3 separate regions of the Homo sapiens genome follow, and regions 1 and 3 are each linked to region 2. Evidence: chromatin contacts called from ENCODE Hi-C or POLR2A ChIA-PET data. All regions are on one chromosome and are shown on one strand. The core of a region is the stretch at or near the end of the contact, and the rest is flanking DNA. Distances in the headings are between cores, read along the strand shown.

The links. Hi-C counts contacts between places; a loop is a spot of excess contacts on that map. ChIA-PET counts read pairs that join two places held with the same protein, here RNA polymerase II (POLR2A). Pooled maps may share reads with other maps.
Region 1: a pooled map shows a loop between it and region 2 (2.7-fold over the local background). The contact joins two enhancer-like sites. A Hi-C loop is called at or near these places in 2 of 50 pooled maps. POLR2A ChIA-PET finds 5 or more read pairs at or near these places in 4 of 52 experiments (BJ, Panc1, WTC11 and 1 more).
Region 3: a loop to region 2 is called in a pooled map, with 5 times the contacts of the local background. The contact joins two enhancer-like sites. A Hi-C loop is called at or near these places in 6 of 37 single-sample maps with no recorded cell type and 5 of 50 pooled maps.

What each region holds. Positions count from the first base shown.
Region 1 is chr15:74,596,908-74,600,043 of GRCh38, forward strand. ARID3B (AT-rich interaction domain 3B) reads left to right here. Exons shown (of 9, transcript NM_006465.4): 9 at 1-1,224. CLK3-AS1 (CLK3 antisense RNA 1) reads right to left here. Exons shown (of 9, transcript XR_007064715.1): 9 at 2,012-3,136. Among named protein-coding and RNA genes, the nearest start is that of CLK3-AS1, 17 kb to the right of the region's middle. RefSeq lists enhancers at 102-602, 1,218-2,106, 1,381-1,675. Within about 2 kb of position 1,509, at least 33 of the 41 ENCODE cell types and tissues checked have a DNase peak (open chromatin) inside an H3K27ac peak, as active enhancers do.
Region 2 is chr15:74,510,898-74,513,907 of GRCh38, forward strand. No RefSeq gene overlaps it. Among named protein-coding and RNA genes, the nearest start is that of ARID3B, 29 kb to the right of the region's middle. RefSeq lists enhancers at 1,262-1,311, 1,622-1,681. Within about 2 kb of position 1,319, at least 9 of the 41 ENCODE cell types and tissues checked have a DNase peak (open chromatin) inside an H3K27ac peak, as active enhancers do.
Region 3 is chr15:74,396,091-74,399,359 of GRCh38, forward strand. No RefSeq gene overlaps it. Among named protein-coding and RNA genes, the nearest start is that of MIR6881, 14 kb to the right of the region's middle. RefSeq lists enhancers at 171-240, 261-330, 381-730, 412-1,611, 781-980 and 3 more. Within about 2 kb of position 1,406, at least 9 of the 41 ENCODE cell types and tissues checked have a DNase peak (open chromatin) inside an H3K27ac peak, as active enhancers do.

The DNA.
Region 1 (3,136 bases), core at 259-2,758, 86 kb after region 2:
CCAGTGAGGAGGTGGGTGGAGGCATGCAGGGGAGACGACTCAGGGATCGCGGGGGCGGGGAGGTGGAGTGGAGAGGCCCGCTCTCACACCGGGTCGGGCCCTGAAACTGTACCAGTTCTGAAGACCGTTTTCTGCCACACCCCCACCCCCAGCTGACCAGGGAGGCAGAGGACACCTCCCCATCACTCAGCATTCCCAGCTCAGGGCACAGGCAGGCTGGGGTCCTCGCTGGCCTTGCCAGAGGTTGAGCCGCCCCAGGGTATGAGGAGATGAATAACTCCACAGCTCCTCCTGGACCCTGCGCGGGAGCAGGCAGCTCCTGTGCTGTAAAGAAAATTGATTCGCTTGCGGCTCACCTCAGTCGAGGAAGCCCTGGAATGTTCAGCAGAACACCACCACTGTGACATGGGGCTGTGGCAGTGGGAGACACCGCGCGTGGCGTGGGTGTGTGTGGCAGCGTGGCTCGCATTCAGTCCTGTGTAGGAGAGGAAAGGGAATCAAAAGCTTGAGCACAAACAGATACCTCAGCCCGGTAAGCTGCAGCTCTGCTCAACTGCGTCTTCTCTCAGCCCTCCACACACACTCACCCCCACTCCCACACACATACACACACACACACACATACCCCATCTCCCGAGGGCTGACCTCCTCTGGCCTCAGCCTGCAGGGTGTGGGCAGAGAAGGGCATCTGGGACGTGGTGCCAGTGAGGAGCCCAGTTGGCTGGCACTGGGCCCATTTGAAGGTGTCTCAGACATTTGGCCAGTATGTCTTTCTCAGGGGTTTGGTCACAAAGGATGGACTCTTCCCACCCAGAGGATGCAGGGAAAGCACACTGTGTCTTTCCGGTCATTGGATCCTCTCCCTTTCCCCAGGCAGCTCGCCTGGCCACACCGTTGGAGTGAACCCTCACTGCCCTCAAGGACAACAGCAGGGTGTCACCCAGAGCCCGATGAGGGGTGCCAGCAGGTGCCCCCACGAGTGGGGCCTTGGCCCAAGCAGAGCTTCCCCTGAAGGTGCCATCAGCCAGGGCAGCTCTGTCCCCTCCTGCTCTCCATCTTATATGTATTCTAACCAGGAAAAATGTGATAGCACATGGGTAGCCTAGGCAGTGAGTAAATACCTCAGATGTCCTCCTGCAGCAAGTGTCTATATGTTGTGGTTATTTTCTATCTTACATGTTCTCGAATGTTTATATTTCAATAAACCTCTACCTCTTCACACAAGCAGGTCTCTCTCAGTTGCTTTGAGTGGCCTTTCCACTGGACAGTACTGGGGAGAGGTGAGCTCCTTCAGAGTGAAAGGGGACTGAGTGAACTACTCCTGACCCCTTGATTTCTCCTGAACCTTCTCCCCTTCACCCACGCCTTCTTCAAAGGGAAAGCTCACTGAGCTCACTCTCAGCTAACCTTGTGTGTTAGCAGGTTTCTCTGGCGTTACCCCAGAAGCTCCTAGAAAAGCCTGCCCGGCAGCAAGCCACAGGCCCCGCCACGCCATTGGCCAGGATTGAGTCACGTGCCCTCCCCAGAGCCAATGGGAGCGAGGGGGCAGGGTGACCGGGAATGACCTTAGACTGCCCGCCCTGCGCGGAGGGAGATCCACTACAGGCTGCGCCTCTGCCCCTGCGAGGGGCACCCCTGGGTCTCTGGGAAACGGAATGGAGGGTCTTATGGAAGAGAAGGTTTGGAACCACCGCTGGAGGGAAGGGGAGAAGAAAGCAAGCAGGAGTGGCGCGAACAGGAAGGGACTAGGGATAGAAGCCGGGCTTGGACACAGTGAGGCACGAACCCCGACAGACACAGAGACAGACAAGGGGTGCTGATCTCCTCACTGGGCGGGGTGGGCAGGAAAAGGAACAGGAGCTGGAGCTAGAGCGAGGGCTGCGAGCGGCGAGTGGATACCCGGCCTCAGGGAGGAGCTTCCAGGAGGGCAGGGGTCTCCTTTGGAGCAGCACCGGGGACGTTTGCTCGGCAAGGGCTTTTTGTGCGAAGTAACCGAAGCCAGTCAGGCTAATGGCGGCAGAGAGAAGGATTTATTCTTGCACCCAGGGTGTGCGGAGGAGCCCAAGGGCATTTGGACCTGTGTTGACGTCCGGAAGGGCCCGGAACCCAGGAAGCTCTGCCCGCAGAGGGTATTCCTCTCCCTCTGAAGACCACCTCAAAGCTCAACTTTATCACCTCCACGCATGAGACCGCCGGCGGCTGAACTAAAATCTCACCATCCCAATTCCAGTTTCTGGGAATTGTCACCTCCATTCGCTCTCATTAGAAATCCAGCTTTTTTCACGAGGTGAATAACAGGGCAGTTGACAGTTCCCAAGTTTTCTGTGTCCAATCTTCAGCCCTGGAGGGACTCTTCTGCTCCAAGTCCAGCGATCCCGGGAGGGGGCCCACTGGTCCAGTACGGCTCAGTACCCAGCCCTGGATCCACCAGCTGACGCTGGAAGGAGTGGGTCATGAAGAACTCAGCACGAACGCAGCTGGGTACGAATTCCCAGAGATGTCCTGTCCCTCCACGGTACCAAGGACCCCTCCTTTAAGAAACTGCTTCACTGAAGGCGCAGATGGAGGGAGGGATCGGCAACAGAGTTCAGAGGGGTTCCGGGGGCACATGGCTCAGCCGGAGGAAGCAGGCTGAGGAGGGGCGTTCAGAATGGCCAGATGACCTCGAGGGGAATGCCAAGCCTCAGCCCACTTTGCCTGTGGCTCCTGAGGATGTTCATGCTGTCAAGCTCAGAACAGCTGAGAAACTACCTTTCTGGGGCAGATTAGGGGACCAGGGGGCTTAGTTGCTGGTTTGCTGTGTGACCTATGACAAACTCTGGGCAGTTTGTCTGTGAAATGGGGACTCTAGTGTGATCGGAGACACAAGTGAATGAGAACTCACTTTGAAATGTCTAAAGCCCAGTGCCTAAGGCCTTCCTTGGCAAGACAGAGAGTCCCTGGTGGGCACTGTCCGATGGCATTAGGGCAGTAATTGGGCCAACCAAGCCTACAGGCCCGCAGCACCCCCTATGGTGTTGGGCAGTGCCTGCCTAGCTCTACTCTTAGCCACAGGGTCCCCTGGGAAAGTGCCAGGTGGTCTCATCCACCAAGAGCCATATTGGCAACATTGTGCCAACATGGGCATTTCAGGCCT
Region 2 (3,010 bases), core at 69-2,568:
TTTCCACAGCAAAAAGAAAAATTATTTTTCTAAGGTCAGGCATGGTGACTCATGCCTGTAATCTCAGCACTTTGGGAAGCCGAGGTGGACAGATCATCTGAGGTCAAGAGTTCGAGACCAGCCTGGCCAACATGGTGAAACCCTGGCTCTACTAAAAATACAAAACTTAGCCAGGCGTGGTGGTGCGCACCTGTAGTCCCAGCTACTCAGGAGGCTGAGGCAGGAGAATCACTTGAACCCAGGAGGCGGAGGTTGCAGTGAGCCGAGATAGCATCACTACACTCCAGCCTGGGCGACAGAGCGAGACTCTGTCTCAAAAACAAGAAAGAAAAATTATTTTTCTGGCTCAGGATCCAATCCAGGATCACACACTGCACTTAGTTGAGAAATCTCTTTAGTTTCTTTTAATCTGGAATAATTCCTCAGTCTGACTTTGCCTCCCACGATCCTTTGTCACTTGAAGAATACAGGCCAGATATTTTGTATGAGGTTCTTGTTTTAGGTTTATCTGTTTTTTCCCCTCATGATTAGATTCAGGCTATACATTTTTGGCAGGAATATTCTAAAACTGATGCTGTGTTCTTGGTTTATTAAATCAGGAGGCACATTACTGACTACTGGTGATGTTAATTTTTATTTTTAGGTCAAGGTGGTGTCTGCCAGTTTTCCACTTTAAAGTTATTCTTTGTCGATTTTTAGTTAATAAGTATCTTTTTTTTTTCTTTTTTTAGAGACAGGGTCTCACTCTGTTGCCCAGGCTGAAGTGCAGTGGCGCAATCATAACTCACTGCAGCCTCAAATTTCCGGGCTCCAGTGATCCTCCCACCTCATCCTCCTGAGTAACAAGGACTACAGGCACGCCACCAGGCCTGGCTAATATTTTATTTTTGTAGAGACAGGTCTTGCTATGTTACCCTGGCTGATCTCCAACTCCTGGCCTCAAGTAATCCTCCCAACTTGGCCTCAGCCTCCCAAAACTCTGGGATTATAGGCATGAACCACCATGCCTGGCCAATAAGTATCTTGTGGGGAGATATTTTGAGACTATATCCTGTTCCTCATAAAACTTTTACCCACTAATCTTAGCATCCATTGCAAAAATTACAAAGTCTTTCATTGAAAAAGTATACACAAGCCAATGGTTAAAAAATTCAAAACAATACAGTGAACAAGTATGTATACATACTCACTTTTTGTTGTATAAAAAAAGAGAAATAGAGTGAATAGTATAGTGAAAAGTAAATCTCCTGATATTAGATCCTCAGGACCCTTCCTCCTGTTACTTGTTTGTGTCTTTGTGGTAGACACGATGCCATATGATACTGAACCTCATTTCATTTCCTTTTTTCTGGGCATAAAGGATGACAACATTTCCTGTCCTGCTTTGCGGTGAGGCTGAGACCATGAGACTAGTTCTGGCTCAAGGGCTATGAACAGAAATGATATTGGGCACTCTTGGGCCAAAGCATTTAGTGCCATTTTATGTCTCTCCAGCTCTCTCTTCCCCTGCTGCAGCAATTGTGAAAGCCACGCATTTAGATGGTGAAGCCACAAAATGGAAACAGCCTGGATCCCTGAGTCACCAGATGCAGAAACAGCTGCCCTGAAAAGTTGTCCATCTTGCACTATACATGCCCATGTACGAGAAATACAAGCCTTTTCTGGCCGGGCGCGGTGGCTCACGCCTGTAATCCCAGCACTTTGGGAAGCCGAGGCGGGCAGATCATTTGAGGTCAGGAGTTCGAGATCAGCCTGGCCAACATGGTGAAACCCCGTCTCTACAAAAAATATAAAAATTAGCCAGGCATGGTGGCAGGCGCTTGTAATCCCAGCTACTCAGGTGGCTGAGGTAGGAGAATCGCTTGAACCTGGGAGGCAGTGGTTGCAGTGAGCCGAGATTACACCATTGCACTCCAGCCTGGGTGATAAGAGCAAAACTCTGTCTCAAAAAAAAAAAAAAGGCCTTTTCTGTGGTTAAGAAATGAGAATCAAGTTTAAGATATTTGAGATTTTTCTTTTTATTATTTTTTTCCTTAGAGGTAATTGTGGGGTGGAGGTGGGGGTCTTGCTATCTTGCCCAGGCTGGACTCAAACTCCTGGGTTCAAGCAATCCTCCAGTCTCAGCCTCCCAAGTAGCTGGGACTATAGGTACACACTACCACACCAGTTTCTTTGAGATTTTTGTACATCGGGATATATAGCTCATTCTTTTTAAGATTTGCCAAGTGTTCCATTGTATGACTATAATATATTTAGGAGGTACATTTCTTTAATTTAAATTTTTGAATTGATATTATATACCATATGGTTTTAAATTAAAATGGTTCAAAAAAGTATATATGTGAAAAATTCTCACTCTCATTGCTGCCCTGAGCCAATAAATTCCCCACCAAAGGTAACCAATATTTCCTGTTCCTTATGTGTACTTCCAGAGTTATGTCATACATAGGATATTTAAAGGAACCTCACTCGTCTCAAGTTTGGCCGAGACACCAAAACAATAAGGTCACACTTCAAAGTTACGGGCAAGTCCACCAATACAGGATTTGCAAAAGAAGATTATAGAAAACCAATTTTCATGCCGGGCGCGCTGGCTGACGCCTGTAATCCCAGCACTTTGGGAGGCCGAGGCAGGTGGATCACGAGGTCAGGAGATCGAGACCATCCTGGCCAACATGGTAAAACTCCATCTCTACTAAAAATACAAAAATGAGCTGGATGTGGTGGTACGTGCTTGTAATTCCAGGTACTTGGGAGGCTGAGGTAGGAGAATCACTTGAACCCAGGAGGCAGAGATTGCAGTGAGCCAAGATAGTGTCACTGCACTCCAACCTGGCGACAGAGCAAGACTCCATCTCAAAAAAAAAAAAAAAAAAGAAAAGAAAACCAGTTTTCAATCTTCATTCACTACCCATCCGCAGCCTGCAAAAGATGTTGAAGAGATTGAAAAAAAAAAAGACTCAAGGTTTTAGAAAAAGCTATTGCTGAACTGAGTCACTGAGTCATTGCC
Region 3 (3,269 bases), core at 156-2,655, 110 kb before region 2:
GCCTCTGACCACGCAGCTCCTTCTTTTCCAGCTAACTCCCACTTGTCCGCAAAGACAATTCAAGAGTCCCTTGGAGCAGCCTGTTCGCACCTATGCACTCACACAGCACCTTGTTTGTTTAGACCCGCCCAGTGCCTCACAGCAACCCCATCTGGGTTCACTGTCAGAGCTCTGAGCCCACGGGGCTACTCGTCCCAAAGGCATACAGCATGTCCCAACATCTGACTTCGAAGCTGGGACAGGCCTGGCTCCGGGAGGGACAGAGGCTTCTACCTGGGGTAGCTGAGCTGTCCAAAGAAGTTTCAGCCATGTCGAGCCCCTGGCGTTGCCGAAATCCCCCACCCCACGGTGCCACAGCACCAGGGCAGCCCCTAGGAAAAGCCAGCCCCTCAGAGGCCCTGTGCTAAAGACCAGAAATTGCCCCTGGGTCTCCGCAGGAGTTCTGCAATGGGGAAGTGAGCCCTCCTGAGGCCTGGCTGGCAGGAGGCTCTTCAAGGCCAGCATCATGTGGACTTCCCCCAACCACTCGCGTTTCTGCACAGCAGCCACGGAGACCTGGGGGCTGCTGAAAAACGAGATCAGAAGGCAACGTCAGCCTGAGTGGGCTGAAACCTGAGATGAGGAAATGAGAAGACGTCAGGGGGCTGGAGGACATGGGTTTGAGGACAGCCAGCACCCAGCACTGCAGCTGAGGCCTCCTGAGGGAGCCAGAGGGAAAGCAAGTCCCCTCCCTGCGGCCTGAGTCTCTGCCAGTGCCCAGCACTCCCAAAGGATCCACCCCAACCTGAGAGACCCCAAAGACATTGGAGCAGCCCCAGACACCTCCTCCCAGGGCCACAAAGGCCCCTGACAAGCCCACAGCAGTCCAAGGCCTCCAACTGGAGTCATCTTTGGTAAATCTGGGGCCCATCAGCACCCACTGCCCTTCCTGGTGCCCTAAGCATGCTGGCAGGGGGACTGGAAACTGCATCCCAGTTTGCAGTGGGTGTATGTCTCATACACCCACAATACCTGATGTGGGCGTGACTCACCTTGGGGACCTGTGAGTCAATAAGGGTGTATGAGTAAGGGGCAGAGCATTTCAACTTAGTCCCATAGCACATGAGCTCACTAAGCAAACATTACCTATGTCTAGATTTGGGGCCAGTCACTACCCACTGGAGGCTGTGGGCTCCAAGGTATGGCAGCAGGGGAGGCCAGCCAGGCTCTGCCCAGCTTGCCCCTCCTTGTGAGGACGGACCCAGCCAGGCCTCCCGCATCCGCCCTTAGACTGGGGGACCCTGGGTGGGGGTAGAAAGGGGGACTGAAAGTGGTGTCTGGAGTTAAGCCCATCTCCTCATCCCCCACCATGGGGATCAAGATGGGGGCTAAGAGTCACCCCACCACCACCCCAACCCACTCTGAACGCAAAACAGAAGGGGACAAGCAAAACAGAACTGAAACTGGGCAAAGGAGAAACAGGTCTGGGCCCGCCCCAGGGACCTCTGTATCTCACCCCTTACCCATACACATCCTGACCAGGGCCTCTCCCCCAGCCTGGGAAAACCTTTCAAGCTTGGCCCTCTCTCACCTGGGCTCTCTCAGCCTCCTGCCCTCCCCCATCTTCCCTGCTCCCAGCCTCATGCTGCCCCAGGCCTCACCCCATCAGAGCTAAAAGGACCCCAGGCTGGGCATCTGTAGATCAGGGATCTGGTCTCCCTCTGCCACTACCTTTTGGGATGACCTTTGGGAAGTCATTCCCTTCTCTGAGCCACAGTTTCCTCATCTGGCCTGGGCTGTGGGCATAGAATCTGCAGGTGAGGGCTCTAATGGGTGAGTTTCAGGCCAGGCTGAGACTTTTCACATTATAACACTGAGGCACCCAGCACCTTGACTACCACTCATCCTGGGGACTTGGGAAGGGACAGAGGCTGGGATTGGACAGTAACAGCCAAGACCTTCCCAGGGCACAAACGCTGCCTCCCTGAAGCCTGCCCTGACTGTCCATGCAGGTCACTCCCATCACTTCACCTCCTCCTTCCCTCCACTCAGCACCAGCCACCACTGGGTCACATCTATGTCCCTTTGGCTCTGCAAGAGCAGCCTGGACCCCTGCATCCCCTACCCCAGCACAGGCCTGACACCAAGCAGGGGCTCAACAAAATATGTGTTGAAGGCCAGGCACAGTGACTCATGTCTGAAATCTCAGCACTTTGGGAGGCCAAGGCCAACAGATCTCTTGAGTTCAGGAGTTCGAGACCAGCCTCGGTAATGTGGTGAAACCTCATCTCCACAAAAGATACACAAAATTATCTGGGTGTGGTGGCATGCACCTGCAGTCCCAGCTGCGCGGGAGGCTGATGTGGGAGGATTGCTTGAGACCAGGAGACGGAGATTGCAGTGAGCCAAAATTGCACCACTGTATTCCAGCCTGGGTGACAGAGCAAGACCCTGTCTCAATGTCTCTCTCTCTCTCTCTCTCTGTGTGTGTGTGTGTGTGTGTGTGTGTGTGTGTTGAAAGAATAAAGGCAGAGAAAATAACAAGTGTTGGTGAGACTGTGGCAAGATTAGAGCCCTCACACTCTGATGGCGGGGATGTAAAATGGTATCACCTCTGTGGAAAGCAGTTTGTCAGTTGCCCAAAACGTTGAACACAGAGTTACCATGGGATTCTGCAGTCCCACTCCCAGGTAAATAGATGTTCCAAAGAGTTGAAAACATCTGATCACACAAAAACTTGTACACAAATATTCATACAGCGTTATTCTGGATATTATTATAACAGCCGAAAAGTGGGAACAATGTCCATGTCCATCAACTGAGGCACAGATAAGCAACATGGCCTAGCCACACAATGAGCTCTCATTCAGCAGTGAGAAGATGGGGCGTCCTGGTTCAGGCTACCACATGATAACCCCTGAAAACAGTATGCTAAGTGAAAGAAGTCAGACACAAAAGGTGACATGTACAATTCCATTTATATGAAATGCCTAGAAGCTGGATGCAGTGGCTCACGCCTGTAGTCCCAACTATTTGGGAGGCCCAGGCAGGAGGATTACTTGAGCCCAGGAGTTTGAATCCAGCCTGGAAAACATAGCGCGACCTCATCTCTGAATAAATTATTTAATTTAATTTTTTAAAAAATGTCCAGAAGAGACAAATGCATAGAGACAGAAAGTACATTAGTTGGGGGACAAGGAAAGGGGAAGTAACTGCTAACAGGCACGAGGTTTCTTGGGGGTGATGGAATGTTCCAGAGTTAGCTAGAGGTAGGTGTCATAGAGCATTAT